Linked DNA regions of Homo sapiens: regions 1 and 3 are each linked to region 2. A link is a loop called in an ENCODE intact Hi-C map of the cell type or tissue named here. Cell type or tissue: Caco-2. All regions are shown on one strand. Links, peaks and the distances in the headings refer to the core of each region. The heading gives the core; the rest is flanking DNA. Region 1 overlaps SPTBN1 (spectrin beta, non-erythrocytic 1). Region 2 overlaps SPTBN1 (spectrin beta, non-erythrocytic 1). Region 3 overlaps SPTBN1 (spectrin beta, non-erythrocytic 1).

Evidence for each region. A loop is a pair of places that touch in the nucleus more often than their neighbours do. Peaks named below come from ENCODE experiments on the same cell type or tissue, not always from the same donor. Only the 100,000 strongest peaks of a DNase experiment are listed, where the experiment ranks them.
Region 1: a loop joins it to region 2, with 3 times the contacts of the local background. A loop is called at or near these places in 15 of 110 quality-filtered maps.
Region 3: a loop joins it to region 2, with 5 times the contacts of the local background. A loop is called at or near these places in 4 of 110 quality-filtered maps.

The regions. Positions count from the first base shown.
Region 1 is chr2:54,636,637-54,643,853 of GRCh38, forward strand. SPTBN1 (spectrin beta, non-erythrocytic 1) reads left to right here. Exons shown (of 36, transcript NM_003128.3): 18 at 1,077-1,167; 19 at 6,347-6,493. Among named protein-coding and RNA genes, the nearest start is that of SPTBN1-AS2, 40 kb to the right of the region's middle. In Caco-2, for the core only: no CTCF peak of the experiment used is centred there; no DNase peak of the experiment used is centred there.
Region 2 is chr2:54,571,334-54,578,550 of GRCh38, forward strand. The region is part of intron 2 of SPTBN1 (spectrin beta, non-erythrocytic 1); the gene reads left to right. Among named protein-coding and RNA genes, the nearest start is that of SPTBN1-AS1, 16 kb to the left of the region's middle. RefSeq lists silencers at 3,165-3,324, 3,395-3,454. In Caco-2, for the core only: no CTCF peak of the experiment used is centred there; DNase peaks (open chromatin) are centred at 1,148, 1,626, 3,018 and 3,298.
Region 3 is chr2:54,666,794-54,674,010 of GRCh38, forward strand. SPTBN1 (spectrin beta, non-erythrocytic 1) reads left to right here. Exons shown (of 36, transcript NM_003128.3): 35 at 811-853; 36 at 1,558-4,653. The coding sequence ends at 1,776. All of the region lies in intron 1 of SPTBN1-AS2 (SPTBN1 antisense RNA 2), which reads right to left. Among named protein-coding and RNA genes, the nearest start is that of SPTBN1-AS2, 9.6 kb to the right of the region's middle. RefSeq lists an enhancer at 6,719-7,013. In Caco-2, for the core only: no CTCF peak of the experiment used is centred there; DNase peaks (open chromatin) are centred at 2,898 and 3,238.

The DNA.
Region 1 (7,217 bases), core at 1,575-6,574, 66 kb after region 2:
GGCTATGTGTTCTTCCTCATCCCTGCCTCAGGGTTTGGTGGATAGAGGAGAGACCTTGTGCAGGCACAGGCAGAGAGAAATTGCTCTAAGAATCGAATGAAAACCCAGCTCTCCTCAGTTGCACTCTGCCTTTATCCATCTTAATACCCTGAATATAGACTGGCTTTCTTGTTTAGGCAACTCAGGAGTATCAAGGAAGTGTATGTGTGGCAGTGCTTTTGAATCCTCAGTGGGTCCTCCCCTATTGGAAATGAAGCTCTCCGCTATTGTAGTGGAGCCACTGGAAGGCAATCCTTTGCTAGGCATTCACGCTGCTATTTCTCAGTTTCCAGTCTCTAAGCCACTGGGTGCATGAAGGAAGTTTGCCAAAGAGTGCTGGCACCTTCACAGCAGATGGGGAAGGAGCCAAGTAGGGAGCGAGCACCCCCTTTACCTTAGCGTTTACCAAATTCAGCAGCTCTTTCCAGTTCTTACAAGTTATTTATTTAAGGTTTTGTGTTTTAACTTCTTTGAGCTTTAGTTACCCTTATCAATTGATTAAAAGTGGGATTGAGTTAGTATATAGTCTTACAGGTCTAAAAATTTTCATTCCTTTTTGTTGTATTTTTGGTGAGTTTTTTTCAAGATGAGAAACTCTTTATCAGGAAACATTTGTTTAAAGCCAGTTACATGATTATATATATTTTCTTAGCCTTGTATGTGTCACCCAGTTATGAGCTTCTTGAAAATAAGTTTCCACTTCTCCCCCGGTGCCTAAAATAAGGACTTGTACAAAGCGTGTGCTCATATTTTTTTCTTAACACCAGATTAGGAAGCAACAAATTTGTATAGATCATTTGACAGTATGTTCGGCCTGTTGTGTGGTTTGGGCAGATTTTTGGGTCTCTCTGGGACCATGGCTTACTCCTTTGGAGGATGCTAAAATCTCTTTATCTTGTCTCCTTCACATTATTGAGAACTGCAAGCAAACTCTTTTTAGCATAGTTAGGAATTCAGGAAATAAATTGATTTGTATTCTGTATTTCAAGATTCTCTACTTCCTTTTTTAAAAATTATTTTTGTTACCATTCTAATAGACATAGGAAGAATCGTGAGACAGCCAGTGAACTTTTGATGAGGTTGAAGGACAACAGGGATCTACAGAAATTCCTGCAAGATTGTCAAGAGGTATGTTACTCTTTAATCCCTCTATTCCTGTGTTCCAGTAATAGCAATTGCCAGCCAGCATTTAGCACAAGAGCCTTTTGAATTATAAAATTAATGAAACCAGAAATCCATAGCACCCATTTGACTCGCAGGCAGGGATACGTGGCACTTCATCAGTTCTCCAGCCTACAAGGTACAGCTTAATTAGATCATTATAATCTAGACTATTATATTAATAGTATAGTACTGCACTGTTCATTACAGTAGACACCAGCCACAATGTCTTTATGGTTGGTTGGCTATTTCATTTTAAATTAACTATAATTACATAAAACTAAGAGCGTGGTTCTTCCATCACTAGCTGTATTTTAAGTGCTCAGTAGCCAACTTTGACTAGTGGCTACCATGTTGGACAACACAGATATAGAACATTTCTGTCGTCAAAGGAAGTTGTATTGGATATTGATGTCCTAGAATATTGTGCAACCTAGAAGTATTTAGTGTCATGCTTTCACTCTTTAAAGCAATGTACATTTCAATGATATGGAAGGAAAGAACTAAAGGGAACTGAAACTGGCTACCAAGTAAGAAGCAGAGATTTTCAAAAGACAAATTAGTTTCTTATTCGCTTAAGACCTTCATCTATCCATCTTTCAGGCTGTTCCCATGTGTATCTAACATGCAAAGAGCAGTAATGCTGATTCCAAGCACCAAGTTTTAATGTGGCATTAATCTGATGATCATTGTACTATTTCATGCTCTTCTGATACATGCACAAACTTTGAAAACTAAAGTTGGCCAGAAAAAAGTAGTTTCTCTGCACGCTAGTTGGAGAATAGTATCTAGCTGATTTCACGTGTGAGTTCGTGAGCACACCATATTTCTCTGTCTGCCGGAGAATAACAGACTCAGCCCTCTCTGGTTTATTAAAATAAAAATCCTCAGGCAAAAATGGGGTGAGGAATATCCACAAAAAGCTGCAGGAACCTTGATGGGGCTAAGAGTATGGGGGTAGAATCAGGTCATACGCTGGGAATACAACTTCAATCATCACAGACACCCTGCATGCAAATGTGTGACTGTGCATTAAAAGAAATACGGCTCCAGTGACAGCTGCGTTAGATCACGTATGACAGAAGCAATCCTTTGCATCCGTTAAACTGCTGTCTTACTGTAAATCTTGTAATATGCTCTTGCAGCAAAACCTTAAGAAGGAAAGCCCCTAAACTATGAAGCTTAGGGTCTGTCAACTTTAAGCACCACATTGATGAATCTAGGTCTCTGGGGGATTTGCCCGGAGCCAGACAGGCTGAAGACAGGAGTGCCTCTTCTAAGTGACACGCAAGCATTAGTAACCCATTTGAGTAGGATACTCACTTACAGAGGCATTCATGTGCCAAGACAGGGCATAGAAGAGAGTAATGGGATCTAAAGTTAGCTATGTGGAGTTGCCTAGTGTGCTGCGGTAATACCAGTTGCCATTTTTCACTGGAGGGAGTAAAAGGGATGAAGAGGTGTTTGTAGCTTGGGCTGGGCCTTCCACAGATTGGTAGTCCCTGTTTCACCTTGAGAAACCATCTGTGACTCCCTGTAACCTCAGCCCATATTCCTGGGGGTAGGGGGTTCAATGGGATCCCACACTCCTGCTTTTAAAGGGCAAGTTAGTAAGATGAAATTCATTTACCTAACCATGGTAAAGCTCAGTTTAAATCTAAGAAAAAGAAGACCAGGGAGTGAGCAATGAGTGGCCAGGGGAACCCTTGAGAGAAACCTATTTGTATTTGAAATTTCCAGTCTCTTATTTTCCACTGACATATGTCGATTTCGTTAAGTAGACATGTATGGGAAAAGTAAGTAGATAAAGTTACGGTTCTTCCCGATAGAATCACAGGAAATGGTCAGTCTTAATAGGTCTTTAGATCTTTGTTTCCACTTGCTCTAAATGAGCATCCCTGGTTATGAGGAGTTCTCTCCTCCACACACACCTTGGCTGAGTTCCAGTGATTATGAGGCATGCCCAGGGGCTCTGTCTTCTGTGACTTCTCCTCAAAGGACACAGGAAAGTTTGGGTGGGGCTTTTTATGTCCAGGAGATGATTTGCAGATCTCTGTGTGACTGCTCTGCGAAATCATCCTGGTTTATCCTGTCTTCCCTTGTCCTGCCTGTCTCTCCTTGAGCCACATTAGAAGTTAGTACAGCCATAGTGTCTGTGGGAGGTGTCGGGTGTCCCACACCAGCATGTATAGTCTCTGCATGGTTGGTGGAATTTAGGTCAAGCTTGGGGGCTCTAAAACACTTGGTATAGTACTATAATCAAAAGGGTGATACAGTCATTGGCTATAAACTTTTCCATCATTCAGCCTTATTAAAATACACCCCTTTTAAGCCAGAATCTTTTGAGAATGGCGTTTGTGTGTGGACCAGCCCTACATTTGATAATCTACCTGTCATTCTGGTAGATATTTACAGAGCACTCAGAGGTCAAATTTAATACTATTACAGGATGTTGGTATTGTTCAAGGTATGGGGAATCCAGGGGTTTGTCTCTTTGTTCAGCTTCCTTCCTTGTTGGGTGCCTTGGTTAGAGAAGGTGTGGATTGTAAGATCCGCCCCTGTTACCACCCCCATAAACACCACCTAGATGAGGACAGCTATTGTACCAGCAATACAGTATGCTGGCATATACAGTATGCTGGAATGAGCAGGGACCCTCCTATTCCCAGTTACAGTGGAAAGATAGAGACCATCATCATCTTTGTAGTGGTTTTGTTTTGTTTTGTTTTGTTTGAGACAGAGTCTCACTCTGTTGCCCAGGCTGGAATACAGTGGTGGGATCTCAGCTCACTACAGCCCCCACCTCCCGGGTTCAAGCAAGTCTCCTACCTCAGCCTTCCAAGTAGCTGGGATTCCAGGCATGCGCCACCACACCCAGCTAGTTTTTGTATTTTTAGTAGAGACGAGGTTTCACCCTGTTGGACAGGCTGGTCTTGAACTCCTGGCCTCAAGTGACCCACCCGCCTTGGCCTCCCAAAGTGCTGGGATTACAGGTGTGGGCCACCACGCCTGGCCGGTAGTGTTATTTTAATGTGATATCCTGAAAAACGAATGAATGATTTTAAAGGTATTCCTTTTGTGTTGTATGTCCTCACATTACACCACCTATTCTCTGGAACTGATTTTTATTTTTCCAGGAAGGCAGTATATCTACATGTGTCTGGTACAGGGATGTGAGTTAGTCCTTTACTGTTAGCTTGATTCAACGATCAAAGCATTTTTTCCTTATCTTTTTCCAGTCTGCACAGTGTTCTTTTCTGCAGAGAATGAGTAAATTCTTAAATGACCTTTGTAAATGCCCACAAATAATAACTGTAGCTTTGGTTGCAGAGTGCTGATGAACTAGCAAGTTCCATAGATCCATTTCATTGTGCTGTATCGCATGATGCTTTATCTGTAGGATGATGTGTTCAGCAAAGAGCAGATTTGTTTATAAGCCTCTGATTTTTATGTAGCGCGCTCTCTCTCTCTCTCTTTTTAATCCCTCTTGGGTAAGTGGTTATGAATAGCGAAAATATGTGAATGTCCTTGGCACTTTGAATCAATAAATGCCTTCTGTTTTGTGTGTATGTACAGAATACTGGGAAAAATTTTGTCATTAAGTTTTACTTTAACTTCTTTTCCCCTAAGATTGAATAGCCATAGTCTTTCAGATTTTAGCTGCCCAGATAACTGGAACATAGATAATTTTTTCCAAGTAGGAAGTGCGTGCCTTTATTGTCTAATAGATCCATGGTCTTTGATGACAAAGGACTTTATGAGATTTGCTAGTTTTTCCCTCAACAAAGAGTGAAATCAAAAATCTCACTACCTTTTGCTTTTAACCCCCTCCCACCCCCGCCCCCTGCCCCATTCCCTGTGTGGTGAATAGCCTGAGAATAGGGACAGTGCCCAAGAGTTCACCCACTTTCAGAGCCAGAGGGCTCCTGTGACCCACGTCGCTCTCCTTGACATCATTTCCAAAAAACAAATCTCGGGGAGCCTTTCCTGGCAGCAGCCCACAGTGGGAGTGGAAGGGCCTTGGAAGTGTTAATTCTGTAAGTACTTCTACTGGTTTTATGTGTCACTTCTAGATCTTTGTTGGTAGAACCATGAAGGATTTAAGGTGCCAATTTGTTGTGACAATAACTGGTGTAAAAGTGGGCTTCTCACGGTCACTCAGGAGAAGGGACATGGTCCCTTCAGTTGGTTACTTCTGATTCCAGGCTGGCTCTGCATTCTTTTGTGTATCTTCAGCCTGGGCAAACAAAAAGCTCTTCCTAGGTTAGCAAAGCAAATGGGGCGGGAATCAGGACTCTGGCATGGCCCTTACAGGCAGGCAGTAATGAGCCAGGGCCGATTCGGGATGGAAGCCAGCAAAAGTGGGTCTGGGCCTGGCGTTTGGCTGACCCCGGTAAGAGAGCTCCTTTCTCAGGTCTGTCAGCGGCCAGCAGCCTTTGTGCGGCTCTCTAGAGTTCAGATCCAAGCAGACATGTTGGGTCTCAAAATCAAGTCCTGTGAAGTGTTCTTGGTGTGAATGAAAGGTTCTTTAGAGAACTAGAGGCTATAGAAAAAGAGGTGAAGGTGACTCAAACTTGAAGGAAACATTGAAAGGGCATGATTGTTGCCTTAGCCCTACAGTGAGCAAGTTATTTATGCCTTTTTGCATTCCCTTCGATGCACCCACAAAAAGGGGGAGGTAATAAATAAGTAGTTTTTTTTTTTTTTTTTTAATAAAAAGAACTAAGAGAGTAAGAAGGATTGCCAAATGGAGTAAAAGTCAATCATGATTAACATGGTATAGCTGACACAGGTATTTGGAAGAGAAAAAGAGTCATGTCTTGGAGTGGTTAGGGTAGAATTTTAAACACGGGCCTTTTGTGGGGAAAGCCAGTTATGAGTGCCAAACAGTTTGAAAACTGGCTTATAGAGCTTTTGTACTTCTGGAATGAATGTTAGATATAGTTTGGAGCAGAGCTCAGGTACAAGCTCCATCTAATGGACACCTGTCATGACGGGTCAGAGTTGTGAAGTTAAATATTTGGTTGTCTGTCACCATGGAAACGTGTGTAGTATGCATAATATGACATAAACACAACCCTTTCCAGGCGGAAAAAAGGCTGATGTCTAGGATCACAATCTCTGAATCCTTCTGATCTTTCTGTAGCTGTCTCTCTGGATCAATGAGAAGATGCTCACAGCCCAGGACATGTCTTACGATGAAGCCAGAAATCTGCACAGTAAATGGTTGAAGCATCAAGCATTTATGGCAGAACTTGCATCCAACAAAGAATGGCTTGACAAAATCGAGAAGGTGAGTTAAAACATTTGATGTGGCCATGGTGAGAAAACAAACAGGGTAGTAATAAACTCCTTTTTATTTAGCACATTTTCCAGCATATCTGATCTTATCTGTACATTTACGTAAGTTACACAGCCAGTAATAGCTCCCTTTGCACGTACGGGTTCCTGACTTCAACCCATCAAAAGGGAAAAAAGCAGAAACCCAACCAGTTAGTAGAAAATGCTTGATTTATCGTAGAACGAATACTAGGCATTTAGTTTCTGTTGTGCCTCTCATCTGCTGTTGCTGATGGACTGTGAGCTCTCATGCAGGGATTCCACTGTCTTGATCATATTATTTGTGTTGTACTGTGACAGATTGCACATAATTTTAAATATATACATATTTTTTAAAATTGCTTTTTCCTATGAGACTACTGTATACCAGGCGCTATAATAATTACTATGATGTGTTATTCTTGCACAGAGAGATTCTGGGCAGCATAACTGAAGATGAATATGGAGTCCCCCCCTTCCCCCCGACTTCTCTCCTTTTAGACTTTTTATAGTGTTTCAGATTCTTCACGGTTAAAATAATGTGTTGGCAGGGCACGGTGGCTCATGCCTGTAATCCCAGCACTTTGGGAGGCCAAGGCAGATGGATCACTGGAGGCCAGGAGTTTCAGACCAGCTTGGCCAACATGGTGAAACCCCATCTCTATGAAGCATACAAAAATAGCCAGGCCTGGTGGTAT
Region 2 (7,217 bases), core at 924-5,923:
AAGAATAAATAGCCCTTGGGGTGATTGTAAAGCCTAATTAGGTATGTTATAATTGTATTAAGAGGATGACGAGTTCACCGTTTGCCAGGGAGTTTTCCGGTTTTAGTGCCAAACATTCCACATCCGGGGAATCTTCCTCAGTCCCAGGCACACTGGGTGGTGAGTCCCCCAGTTATATATGAAGATACCTATTACTGTTCCCTAATTGTATGTACACACACACACACACACACACACACACATACACACACACACACACACACACACATATCTATAAATAAAGGGCTTCTGGAAGCTGGCTGCCTATTACTGTGTACCTGATACTCAGTGGGTATTTGTGAACTCCCAGGAGGATAGTGTGTTAGTGTGTTTGCGTGTATCTCTGTATTCCTTCTTAGGGATGGCATACAAATAAATGTTTCATGAATAAAGGGATGAATGAGTAGGTAAAGTAATATAAGCAGTAATGCATATGTTTTAAAGTGATTTAGCTGGTTTTCCTTCCAGGGGCCTCTTCCCTGAGAAAAGAGCCACTTAATAAATGATGTCTTGAATGAAAGAATACATCATGAAAATAATTTTGTCCATGATGTGGCTAAACTAAAACTCCAGGAAGGGCTTAGGCTGGGCCTATCTACTTTTTTTGATAAAATGAAGTTTAATATGACCCTAGTGACAACCTCCCCTCATCCCCTTAAAGCTCAAATTTAGGGAACTCTTGTGGTTGGACTCTCACATACTCCCTAGGACTCTGCTGGGTGCTGGGGAATTTACTAAACTTTGGTGAGGAGAAGAGGAGAGGAGAGGGAAGCCACGGTACTAAGGTACTTAGGGAGACAGAAACAGTTCCCCTAGAAATTAGACATCACATTGTCTTTTTCCCCCCTTTCTTTTGAATGAGATGGGGCAAGAATATTTGGACCAGGATAAAGTTTTAAGATGCATTTACACTAATGTAATCAGGTTACATAGCAAAAAAATGTTAAAAATGTACCCTGGGAAATTGAAATCTATCCATTCTTCTAGGTGTGGCAGCTTATTCAGATTTTTATGTTGTGTGACCATAAAACGAACACAGCTTTTCTAACCGCGAGTGTCTTTGTTTACAGAGATAACAGTGTGAGTAATGCTTTGCTAGAAGCCAGGCAGTTAAATCACACTCTGAGCAAATAGAGGCTGGGCTTCAGAAACTTAGATAGCACACGAATGTGCAAACTTGGTCTTTTAAACTGAAGACATATCTGAAAGAAAACTGCTTTTGGCCCATGAACTACTTTCCCAGCCCTTTGTGCCTCCCAATCTCTGCCCCCCTTTACAAAAAATCTTTGTTTTTCCTCTACAAATATACATATATGATTTCAATTTGGAGGTGGGATGTTATTTTTTTCACTTGAAACACAAGGAAGCAATTTTTAAAAGTCATACTCGTTCAGCAGTGGGCTTGACTGTAGCCAGTTTGACTAGGAGTTCTTGGCTACAGAACCATACACTTGCAGTCTTTATCAGGGTAGTAAATTCAGATGGGTTTTTGGAAAGGGAGAGGGCTGGAGTTGAGGGAAGGGCACTAGAGCAGTGTGACCCACGGCCCAGGAGCAGTGTGAGTGGGAAGGGGCTCTAGAAGCTGACTGCCTTTGTGTTTGCCACAGCGTGCTGGGAATCAGATGAGAAGGCGGGCCCAGACCCCACCAGATACTCATCTCAGCCATTGTTGTCATTAAATGACTCTGAAATGACCTTTCTTACCTCAGTTTCCTGTGAGCTCATAGTTGTCTGCAGATGTGAATTATGTCATTGATCTTTGCTCCCTCTTTGCTTATAAGGAGTAGCTGTTCTGCTCCATGTTTCTGGAAGAGGAAAGTGATGCACAGGTCACTTAGTAAAGCGGTCCCCAGCCTTTTTGGCACCAGGGACTGGTTTTGTAGAAGACAATTTTTCCACAGATAGGGTGGAGGAAATGGGGAGTTGGTTTCGTGATGAAACTCTTCCACCTCAGATCATCAGGCATTAGATTCTTATTAAGGAGTGGTAACCTAGATCCTTTGCATGCACAGTTCATGATAGGGTTTGGCTCCTGTGAGAATGCTGCTGCTGATCTGACAGGAGGCAGAGCTCAGGCAGTAATGCTTCCCATCCACCACTCACCTCCTGCTGTGTGGCCGGTTCCTAATAGGTCACGGGCCAGGACCAATACCGGTCTGTGACCTGGGGGTTGGGGACCCCTGACTCGGTGATTCAGCAGTTGATTTGGGATCCTCTGTCTTTGTTCCTCCTCCCTCAGCGGGAATTCACAGTGTAACTCATTTGCTAAGGTTTTCTGCGTTAGAAACAGAACTCCTTTTGGACTACTAGGAGACATGGTCATTAGAATAATTATGATTCTTAGTATGACTCAACCCCTTTTTAATATTCAGCCTTATGGAGGGCCTCTGCCTGCGGCTCTTTGCTCAGGCACTAGGGCCACAGGGGTGTAATTTCTATCTCTGCCCTCAGGAAGCTCACAAACAAGTCAAGAGACAGGAAAACGGATCCTGTTTTTCTAATGGGATTTGAATGGATGTATTTATGGGAGGGGGGTGCTTTGTACACCTGCAAAACAGAACACCAGCCCTCCCTTCTCCTCTGGGGTTGCTGTGAGAATCAGTTAGAATAATGTGCATGAACCCCGTATGGAAAATACAAACTCATAATTAAATCTAAGAAATTTTTGTGGGGGGACACAAATGTTGGGGTTGTCTTTGTTCTCAGGTCCCCTCAACTGGTCTAATGAAGGAAACAGACACCTTTCCAGTAACAATAGCCAACATTTATTGGACACTTATGTACCAGACTGTGCTATTTATGACATACATTATCTAATTTCACAATCAGAAGAATGCTAGAGATAGGGTCAGGCGTTATCTCTGTTTACAGATGAGGAAAGCAAGGCTTGGAGAGAATGCCATACAGTTATTAGTGTGGCGGAGCCGGCCTTTGCACCTGGCTGTTGACCACGCCCTAGCATTAAACCATTACCTCACACTGCTTCTCCGAGATAGTTATCTTCTTGGGATCATTTAGGTGTGGCAGGATCTGGAGGGAGCAGTTGGACCCAAGTCTCCTAGCAGCAGCCTACACGTTTCTTGAGTCTGTTTTGAAACAACTTCCTTAGCCCTAGCTGCGCAGAAAGCATCCTCCCCTCAGAGTGATGATTTTTATCATGTGGTTTCCTTCCTCCTGCCTTTGGAGGTCAGGTCTTCTCACCCAGGGTCAGAAAGCCCATCAGTTGCTGATAAGCTGCAGCACTTGAGTCACAGGGTGCAGGCCTGTGTTTAGAATGGGTCATGCTCATGTCAGGCACGTGGGGAATCAGTGATCCCATGAGAGCTCGATCAGTGCAGTCTGGTTTGGAATTGCAGGTCACACCCTTCCACCACTTTGCTCATGTGTCTACTGATGCCTGTGATGTAGTTAGTTAAACCACTGACTTCTTTCTCCTGCATCAAACATGACTTTTTGAAAAAGTGTGTGGGGGCTTTCCAGCATGAACCAGGCATAAACCAGGTACCTTCATGAACATATTATTTATCCCTTCAGTCACCCTGTGTGCTAGGTGGTATCATAACTGCTTTGTGGATTGAGGAACCTGAGGACCAGAAAGATGACTTGAGGTGGCAGCCTCATTTAGCCAGCAAGTAAGAAAATGGGTGATGGTGAACTTCTGCAGCAAGAGGGGGCCGTTTTCAACATTTCTGTGAATTCAAGGCGTGTGCTTCGTCTAAATAGGTGGAGACACGTAGGAAGGCATAGTGTATACATCCATCAGCACATGGGTAGATTTTGAGGTTTTTTTTGTTTTGTTTTAAATCCAGAGCGTTGTGTATTTGATCATTCTTGGAGATTCAGCCACATTCACAGGTGTTAAGTGTCACACCTAACCTAGCAATACAATACACAGCTGAAAGAAACCAGTCAGGTTTTCCCAATATCAATTTCTTTTTATTTTCTTTTCTGCAACTCCAGAGGATTCAATAATGTCAATTTCTGATAAAGCTTTTGCTATTGATGAGTAAATTCTTCCATTAAAAAGATAACAGTCTGCTAATTTGCTTATCATTGATGTTGCAAGAGCGTAACATTGGAGGGATGAGTAATGCATCTGCATATCTCGAAGGACAAAACTGACGTCCACCCACTTGTGGATACGGTATTTGGTAAAAGTAACTAAGGTAAAATTGCCTAAGGGCATTTAACTTGAGCCATAGCTTAAATTCAGGTGATATTGAGCGTTGACATATCAGGATTCTTTTGTACACAGAGACGTGGATGTAGACCCACTGGTAGCAATTGCAAAGGCTCTGGATTTTTAGCTGCTGGATGAAATACCTGCAGCTGAACATCTGTTATGATGCAATTAAGCAGTGACTCAGTGGCGTGAAGGCTCAGTTTCGATGTATCGGGAACTCCTTTGAATCTGTCCACAAACTTCTCAACCAAAAGGAGAGGAGAAATGTGTACAGACATTTGAGAGGCTGGGTCTCAACATGCCTCTGCCTAGGCAGTCATGGGAACCTGGTCTTTTCTCCTGAGACAGGAATTAACCTGTAGTACGAGAAACATGGTTGGATGAGTGGTTAAAGCAGGGCCCAGACTTTGGTACAGTTTAGGTTATGGTAGCAGGGATAGGGAGAGAGGTGGATGATGGTAATGGTCTGTGTTTTTTTCCTTTTGTCACTCAGATCCAGCTTTTTTTTTTTTTTTTTGAGAGACAGTCTGGCTGTGTCTCCCAGGCTGGAGTGCAATGGTGCGATCTCGGCTCACTGCAACCTCTGCCTCCTGGGTTCAAGCGTTTCTCCTGCCTCAGCCTCCCCAGTAGCTGGGATTACGGGTGCCTGCCACCACTCCCGGCTAATGTTTGTATTTTAGTAGAGACAGGGTTTTACCATGTTGGCCAGGCTAGTCTTAAACTCCTAACCTCAGGTGATCCACCCACCTCGGCCTCCCAAAGTGTTGGGATTACAGGTGTGAGCCACCGCGCCCGGCCTTCAGCTCTTCTTTCTGCTATTGCTTTGGCCTAATTAATAACTTAAAGCTGGAACGTTGATGTCAGGTATGTGTAGGTCCAGGAAAACAGCTGTTGGCTCTGTTACTTCAATTTTTTTTTTACTCTATACTTTGAAGAAGTAGTACTTTCTAGAACTTGTACTCAAAACTCAACTGACAAATCCTGGAAGGCCGTTGCTTATACGCTCTAGTTGATGCGCCACAGCTGCCTGGCTGTGAGAATGGAGTAGCATGTACCTCTTAATTAGCCAAGAATAAGTGCCGTGGAAGAAGGCAGGATGACTTTTTAGAACCCATTTTTAGCTTGAAGATCACTGAGGGAGCCATCAAATCCATCCACCTGTTCAATCAATATTCAGCCAGCAAGTGGGTGTCAAGGTGAGCAGCTTACAGTGCTGAGCACACTGGAAACACAGGTGTGTAAGGGACAGCCACGGTCTCAAATTACATTCTGAAAGGGAATACTAGGTAAGTGATCCCAAACATGCAAATATCATTCCTTGGTCCTGGGATGTGGGGGAAGCATTTTGGAGGAATTGACATTGATTGCAAGTTTTTAAATATGACCTGGATTAGATTATGAGATGATGGGTGCTTGGGGGTAGGGGTGTACAGAGGGAGTCATGAAACCATGGAGGATGTTGGGGAATGGCTAGAATTCTACTTGGGACATCATGCAAGTTTTTTTTCCCCTTCCATTTCATTTGTTAATGCTTATTATTAGTTGGGGGTTTTGCCTCCTTTTTGTTAGCCAACAGCCAGCTAATCTTGGCACAGGTCCCGGGAATCAGGTGCTGCTTAGCAGCTGATGTTGGTTAAATGACCTTGGACAAGTGACTTGCATTTCAGTTCTCTAACCTGTTAGGGTTGTAGATTGTCTGATACAGATTTGAAGGCCCCTGCAAATAAATGCATGGCCGTTTACTCTGGTCACTTTCATTTTACCGAATGTGCTCCCCCAAGGCTCTTCTGGGTAGATGCCCACTGCCAAAACATTAAGCATTTTTGGCTTCTCATGCTTTGAGCTCACAAAATCAGTCCTGTGGGAAACCTAACAAGCTACAAAGGAGAGGGAAAGCAAAAGAAAAGGTATATGGATTCTCATGCAAAGAGAGAAGGAAAGTAGGTCCCTACCTAAAGTCTAGCCCTGTATTGGTGGTGGTACTGATAATGGTAATAGCCACCAAAACTTCTTGATACTCCCCTTGTGCAGGCATTGTCCTAAGTACTTTGCAGTATTGATTCATATGCTCCTCATAGCGTCCTTGTGTGATGTGTTATTTCCATTTTGAAGATGAGGAAACTGAGGCACAAAGGAAGCTGTGCCCAAGGACACTTAACTAGTAAATGGAGCCAGGATTCCAACCCACGCAGTGCGCTTTGGGACTCAATTTTTAACCATCTTGCTGTGCTGCCTGTTGAGCATTTTTCACCTGGTGCTTTTGTAGATCCCACATTAGGATTTTGTTAGGACCCTGGGCAACCTTGATTTAGTGAAAGCAGTTGTTGAGAGGTAGAAATTCCTGATCCTTTTTTCAATCTTAAAGGATTTGCTGAGACTCTCACTCTTCATTGGTGATGGTAACAAGGAGCAGCATGGTGAATGCCATGTAAAATTCAAGCCTTGCCTTATCTTGGAGGACTTTATTCCCTTTTCTTTGATGGTACTTTGGAGATTCCAGACTATAAAGGACTCAGCTGACAGTACAGACTCTCTTGATCTGTATTTTCCCAGTATATGAAATTATTTGTAATGTACCCGTGAGAACCTGGAATAAACTGTACTGGCACTGAAGTAGAATCTTGGATTTAAAAGTACAGTGTTCACTGCTGCATCGTTGAGCATTTGCTACACAGAGAATAACCTTGGAGCAATGTTCAAAGGTGATGGCATTACCCAGAAACATGGAGTTAGGCCAGGAAACCACATCTGAAGTTCAGATTATTGGAGATTGCTGATTTTTCTTGACTTTAAATATTTTCGACTGGTTGAGTGTTTGTTGGTGTTTTTGGGCTAAGTGTTAGCCTTTTGTTCTGTGATGTCCCTGTGTGAATAAAATGGATAATCCCTGTTTCCGGTTAGCTGCTGCTGCTGCTGCTGCTGCCAAGTATAAGTGAAGACTTCCAGCTGCGATTTGCATTGTGTTTTCAGGCCACCTTTTGAGTTTCCCCATAGC
Region 3 (7,217 bases), core at 805-5,804, 95 kb after region 2:
TTGTATGTTTCATGCCAGTTGGACTAGGCCCAGGGCTCCAGAGGAGAGAGTGTCAGATGGTTTGATTTATTAAGCTCTGCTGCTGCGCAGTGCAGGCAGGCTCTTTGGGTCCTGGAACACTTTACATTTTGTAGGACAATGCACCGGCAGCCTGGCTCCTTGGCTGCTTTCCCCTTTGTACTCCCTTCATGCAGCTTCAGAGAGCTGGGATATTAGCGAACGGCCCCTACCCTGTGTTACACAACAGTACCCTCGTCCTCTCCGCAGCCACAGAGTGAACCTGTGACCCTTCCAAGCCTGGGGACCTCCCAGTGTCACACTAATAGGGCTTCTTAATTCTGAGACATACAGTAGAAGAAAAGTTGAAGGACATTTTCTGTTTGCCTATTCTGAAACTCTGGAACATGTGAATGTAGGGGATACAAGCTCAGTAGCAGAATTTCAAAAGGGCTCATTGTGTTCAAAAGCTTTCTCCTGAACTCAGTTTAGACCAGTAAGTGATCAGGCATCCACAAGTGATTTTTGCCACAATAAACCCAAATGTTATGTTTGGGGCTTTTTAAAATCCTTCCATTGGATTGAAGCACAGGCTCCCTGTGTGTATCATTGGCGCGATTATATGGCTTCTTGATCTCCAGGGGTCTGTTGCTGGGCCTGGGCGGGTCCCCAGGCTTGGTGGTGACATATGTAGGTTGACGCTTCTGTTGTGACTCCTGTGGTCTACTTCTGTCCTGCATGGGATATGGGAGTTGGGGGATTTTTATTTCTCTGTAATTAAGTGGTGACTAACTTTCTTCCTTGAAATTACAGACTAAATGATGGCAATGAGTACCTCTTCCAAGCCAAAGACGATGTAAGTTTCTAAATGTTATTTCTCTCCACTACTTAGGAGTTTGCAAGTGTTTGTGTGATGATGGGCTTTATTCAGAAAGTTCTTCATGTAAATGATGATCAGTGATGGTTTCTATCACTGGGCTCCAGTCACCAGCACTAGAAGGTGTTTGGTTCTGTCTCTAGAAGGCAGTGAATATGATCTCACTGTCCCTTTGCCGAGGCAGGATCCCTTAAAGTCGATGGAATCTTTGCCTGTCCCCTCCCAGGGATGAGGCATAGTGAGGTGGTCCCAGGACTGGTTGTGGATCATGATGGGACCCCCGCTGCACCCTTCGCCAGCAGCCAGCTGTTTAATGGGTGTGTACCTCACCTCAAGGAAAGAGAGAGTCCATTGATGGAAAAACAACACCTGTAATGCTTTAAATGTGAAAAAGCACCTTCTAGGGTGGGATCTGACCACCTCACAGATTGAGACTGGTCTTCCAGCTGTTACAAGTTTGTAGGGCCACATACTAGGGTGATGAGTAGAACTGAATTCTCATGAGAAGCTGAACCAGGTTCCCTCTCCTGTACTGATAAGGCAGAGGTGCATTTGGGGACAGTGCCCAGAAGTGACTCTGCTTACCCCTCAGTTGGCCAGATGCGCCATTCCCAAGCCTTGGAGCCAGAACCCCTCATGCCTACTCTTAGTTGAGTCTCACCTGTGTCCCTTCCTCTGTCCAGGAGGAAATGAACACATGGATCCAGGCTATCTCTTCCGCCATCTCCTCTGATAAACACGAGGTGTCTGCCAGCACCCAGAGCACGCCAGCATCCAGCCGCGCGCAGACCCTCCCCACCAGCGTCGTCACCATCACCAGCGAGTCCAGTCCCGGCAAGCGGGAAAAGGACAAAGAGAAAGACAAAGAGAAGCGGTTCAGCCTTTTTGGCAAAAAGAAATGAACTCCTTTCCTTCACCTCCTGCCCTTCTCTTACCTTTTCAGTGAAATTCCAGCATGCAAGCTCAGAACCAACACATTACTCTCTGTGCCTAATGTTCCTCAATGTGGTTGATTTTTTTTTTTTTTTAATTTATAGAGCATTTCGGGGGGGGTGGGGGAAACACACCTAAACACTTTATCTCCAAGTTACAAAAGTTTGAGGTGCAGAGGGAAGGCCAGATTTTTTTTTTAATGAAATTATATAGATTAGATCTCAGTATTTAAACTGTTCCTCAATTTTGTGAGGCTGTGTTGGAAATAACCCGCCTCTAGTGCTGTTGGTATGCAAGGCAGCGGTGCTTAATCAATATTTCCTGTGCTCACCAGAGGCAAAATGTACCAATATCCTGACACCATTCTCTCTCCATTTACTTCTGGTGGTTACCCTGACTCTTGACTCTTAGAAGTGCCCGAGATGGGGCTAACCTTTATTAAACAGATCGCATATTATGATCTTGCTGCAGCCACAGTGCAGCTCCACATTAACTCTACAGACCAAACCATTTGTATCTGGCATCACTTACTAACACACGACATGCGGCTTTTCTGCATCAACTGCTATGACGGTTAAGAATGTCAGTATACAAGAAGGAATAGAAAACTGATACTGTTTTAAATAATCTGTAATTTCAATTTTTTTTTTTTGCTGAAATACATTATATTGTACGTTTGAGATAATTCTAGTACAAAGTATAATAAAACTAGATGTATAATAAACCCTTTAAATCATTGGTAAGTGTACAAGTGGTGGAACTGAAGCATTTACTGGACAAAGTAATGTTACTCTAATGGTTACTTGCTCGTGCGTTGCCACACTGTGTTATAATTTGCTTCATTTCCTTGCTATTTGATACATAGTGTGCATTTCTCTGTCACTGTAACTATTGTAATGACAAATTTTCATCTTACTGCACAATCAAAATGACATTGATAGGAATGAACTCCAGAGGCTGGGCCTGAACAGGGAGGTGGTCGCTCAGGCCTGGTGCTCAGTCGTACGACCTGTACCTCTCAACTTTTGCCCTATCTGTTAAATATATGCTATGTCATTAAATGCTTTTAAATCTAGCACGGTGACTAGTTGTTGTTCTTCCTCTGCTGCGTGTGCATGCCCAGTAGGGAAACTGCAAAGGGAGAAATGACAAACAAGAAACATTTTACAACCAGTCTGGGCTCACTTTTGCATTTTTTATGCATGTCTGGTGCACAAGCTTTGAAAACTACAGCAAACAGTAATAAATGTGACTGTTTTGTAGTTATACATTCAGGCTTTATCTTTTATTTATGAAAAAGTTACCAGAGCACTTGTGAAACCTGAACTCTGAGATAGGGGTTGGCAAATTTGTTCTGTAAAGGGACAGAGATAGTAAATATTTTAGGCTTTGTAGGCCGTAACTGTCTCTGTTGCTCAATTCTGCTGTTGCGTAATACAAAGGCAGCCATTGACGGTATGTGAATGCCTGGGCATGGCTGTGTTCCAGTAAAACTATTTAAGGACATAAATTTGAATTTCATATAACTTTGACATGCCATACAATATTTTGATTTTCTTAATGATTTCAAAATGTAAAGTCTATTTTATACAGATCAGACCAAAAAGAAGAAAAAAAAAAAACAGGCAAGAGGTTAGGTTTGGCCCATGGGCCATAGTTTGCTGACTTCAGCATAGAGTCGTGGGTTATTTACAAGTGACATACTTTTCCTGGGTTATCTGGGTATGTTGACTCCATGCCACTTGCATAAAGCAGCAATGGATATTAGTATTATGGATGTCCAGTAAGTTATTCCACAAAGACCATGCCTAAGGTGGCATCAGCCCTGGGCTCCACAGCTGCGTGGCATCAAAGCTTTCTCTTAACTCTCTTACCTCTAGGCAAACTGAGACCTCACCATCCTCTCCCCTGCTTCCCACGACAGTCCTTTGCCCTTGCCATGCTCAGGGTTGGAATCAAGTTGTTCTATTCTCAACAGACCAAAATGTTTAGTTAAGGCAAAGTATCTTGGAAACAATTGTGATTAATTACAGTCTTGTACTCTTGACAAAGCTGTGCAGATGGCAATAAGTTCATACCAGCAATCCTGGAGTCCCATAATAAATACGTACATGTGGAACATCGTGCACATAATTTCAACAGTTCGCAGATCTGTAGTTATGAAGCCAGGGTTTGGTGGTATTTGCTCTCTCTTGGTGCATTTGATAAGGATCCACTGAGGCCTGAATGTGGAAGATGATGGGCAGCGAGAGGAGCGTCAGAAGACCCCAGTCAAGACGTGTTCGCCATCAGAGGTTACAGGCCGCACAGCCTGATGAGCTTCAAGCCTGGCAGGGTAAATAGTTTTTGGGTTTTTTGTTTTTTTTTTATTCTTCCACTATCATGTTTTTTGAGGATTTTGCATATTTCTTGTTGCCATAATGCTGTGCTATTTTACCCTGATTTTCAGTGATACAATATGGGTGACAATACTGGCCCCTCCATAAATCTGAAGAGTAAGAAGTAGTGAAAATAAGGCTTAGGATATGAAATGGCGTTGTCACTTGAATCAAGGCCACTTTTTGTCCTACTTGAGCATCTCAAGTTGGGATGCATCTTCTGATGGCACTTCCGGAACTGGCTGTGGTTTTTTTGGGTGTACCGAGAGTGCCAGTGACTGTGCTTCTTACAATTCCTGGCATCTTGAGTAGGTGAAACACTGTATCAGACTGGGTGATGGGCACATTGTCATTTCACCAAGTTCCTGGAACTGTTAGAATTGCTTGTGTATGGGGATCCTATGTTAGTTCCCCTGGATACATTGTTTTATCAGTCGGAATTCTTAAATAAAGACATACTTCCCTTCATGTAGTGGTGCAGTCCATGTAGAAAAGGCAGGATCAATGCTGGAGTCTTTCCCATTATTTGCATTACTTTCCTATAATCAGCGTTATTTATGAGTTGGTTCCTATCCTCTAAAGATGAACAATTTTTTAAATATTATGAATTTATGGGCTTAAATATATTTGAGTTTTCTGGTGAAATCCTCGTTTTTTGGTGAATATGTTTTATAATTTTGAATTGACCTTTCTAAACATGGTCCATAACACAAAAACATATTTTAACAAAGAAGAAAAAAGACTTCTTTCCATCAAAGCTCAATAGAGATTTCTGTCTATTGAAGATCATGGTGAAATATTTCATTTTCCACTAGAATAGTTTAAAATTATTCATTTGCTTTATTCCATGTTATAAAAACTCAGAATAGCAATACTAATACTACCACCACCAATAACTGAGAACAGTTTTTTTTTTTTTTTAACTCTTTATTTTGCAATACTTGTATACTGACATGCAGTTGTAAGAAATAATACAGTGCTGTTTACGCAGTTTCCCCCAGTGGTAGCTTGCAACACTATATAGTATAGTATCACATACAGAATATTGACATTCAGTCAAGATACAGAACATTCCTGCCACCACAAGGGTACCTCCTGTTGCCCTTTTATAACCACACCCACTTCCCACCTCCACTCCCTCCCCAACCTCTGGCAGTCACCAGTCTGTTCTTTATTGCTGGAAACCTGTCGTTTTCTTCCCCTAACAAATATTTATTGAGCACCTACAATGTGCTGAGTTTTGGGGATCCACTGAAATTTCTTATCTCAAGAATGTTGTATAAAAGGAATAATGTAGGATGTAACCTTTCAGGATTGACTTTTTTCTCTGACGTAATTCTCTGAAGATTTATCCAAGTAATATTGTGTATATCAATAGTGCATTCCTTTGTGTTGCTGAATAATATTCTGTGGTATGGATGTACCACAGTTTTTTAGCCATTCACTTACGGACATCTGGGTTGTTTCCAGTTTGGGCTATTGGGAGTAGAACTATATTAAACATTTATGTTTGGGGTTTCCTATGAACATAAATCTTCATTAATCTGGGATAAAGAAATACCCAGGAGTGCTGAGAAGAATTTTGAAAAACACTTATTCTACATGGTCTTTCCATTCTCCCCTTCAGCCCCATTTTTAGGTAGTTTCACCTCATCTGCAGTGTCTGAGCAAGTAACTCTTACTCTCTGCCTCTGAGCCCTCATTCAGTCTTCTACAAATCTTCATATATTTAACCAGCCTTATGTCATTGTCTCCCATTTTGGCTGAAGCTCGTTCCCTTGGTATGCAGGGTGTGTGTGTGTGTGTGTGTGTGTGTGTCTTTCTTGAACCCGCCTCCCAGTTCTCTGGATCAAGTACTTGAAGTGCTCTTTTTTACTTTTCAGAACTGAATAAAGATTTCCCTCGGGGAGAAATAAACGTGAGCTTCAAAGTTTTTCAAGGTTTAGACCCAACTTAAAGAACACAGGCCACCCTAGAAAAACGAGTTTTTCAACTTGTAGAAGGAAAATTCAACTGGCCTGCCTGTGAGAAAGAATGTTATATCCTATTTGAGCTTTGAATGTTTTTTTGTTTTTTGTGGGGTGTGTGTGTGTGTGTGTGTGTGTGTGTGTGTGAAAGGTCAGCCTTAAAAGCAGCATTTCAGAAAACAGAAGTGAAAGGTCCTGCTTGTTCCCTTTCATGTAAATAGGGATCACGATGTGTGAGTAGCTGACGCTTCTCTTCCATGCGGTTCAGGGCATTTTCACTCAAGTTTTGAAGAAGCTTCACCAATCCCTCATACTCGTGAACTGGGCTGATTTGGGAGAGTGATAGTGGGTGATAGAATTACTGAGTAGAATTCAAGTTTTTCCAAGGTAATGCCTCATTTTGACTCTTCTGTGCAGGGGAGCTTGGAAGACCTGCTTCCTCAGGGATGCCCGGGTTTTCTACGGCCCCTGGCGTTAATTGCCTGACCTGTGTTTTCAGTGTTCCTTTCAACCTGGTGTAACTTATCAGGGTTGGTTTTTCTTATGGTCAGGGCCGAGTCACAGCAGGAAGAGGACACATAGGCATAGGACTCTGTAACTGAAACTCAGAGAAGCTGGCAGGAGCTCCCTTCACTCCCTTACCCGGCACCCACAAGGCCTGTGGCTTCCCCGTGGTGAGCCTGGGCTCTGTGCGTTCTTGCCTCAGCACAGACATCCTGGAGGGCGGCCATGCTGGGGCCCGCAGGGGCGTGTGGCTTGCGTATGTTTCCACTTGGCCTTGACTTGTCTTTTCGGATATTTATCACACGGTGGAGACCCATTGTGTCCGGGAGTGGAAATCAGGGAGGCAGGACGTTAGTGGTGTTTCCTGAAACTGGTTCTTTAAAGGGAAGGGGAATTTCCCTTACATAAGCCCGCAGCGACTTTCTCCACAGGGTGGGGCATCCTGTGTTCTGGAGTCTGGGCGCTGGGCGGGAACCTGGGAGCTTTCTCCAGTGGAGCTGAGGCCAAGTCTTGGCTCACAACATTTCTCCCGGGGAATCTGCTCCATCTTCGGTCATCATT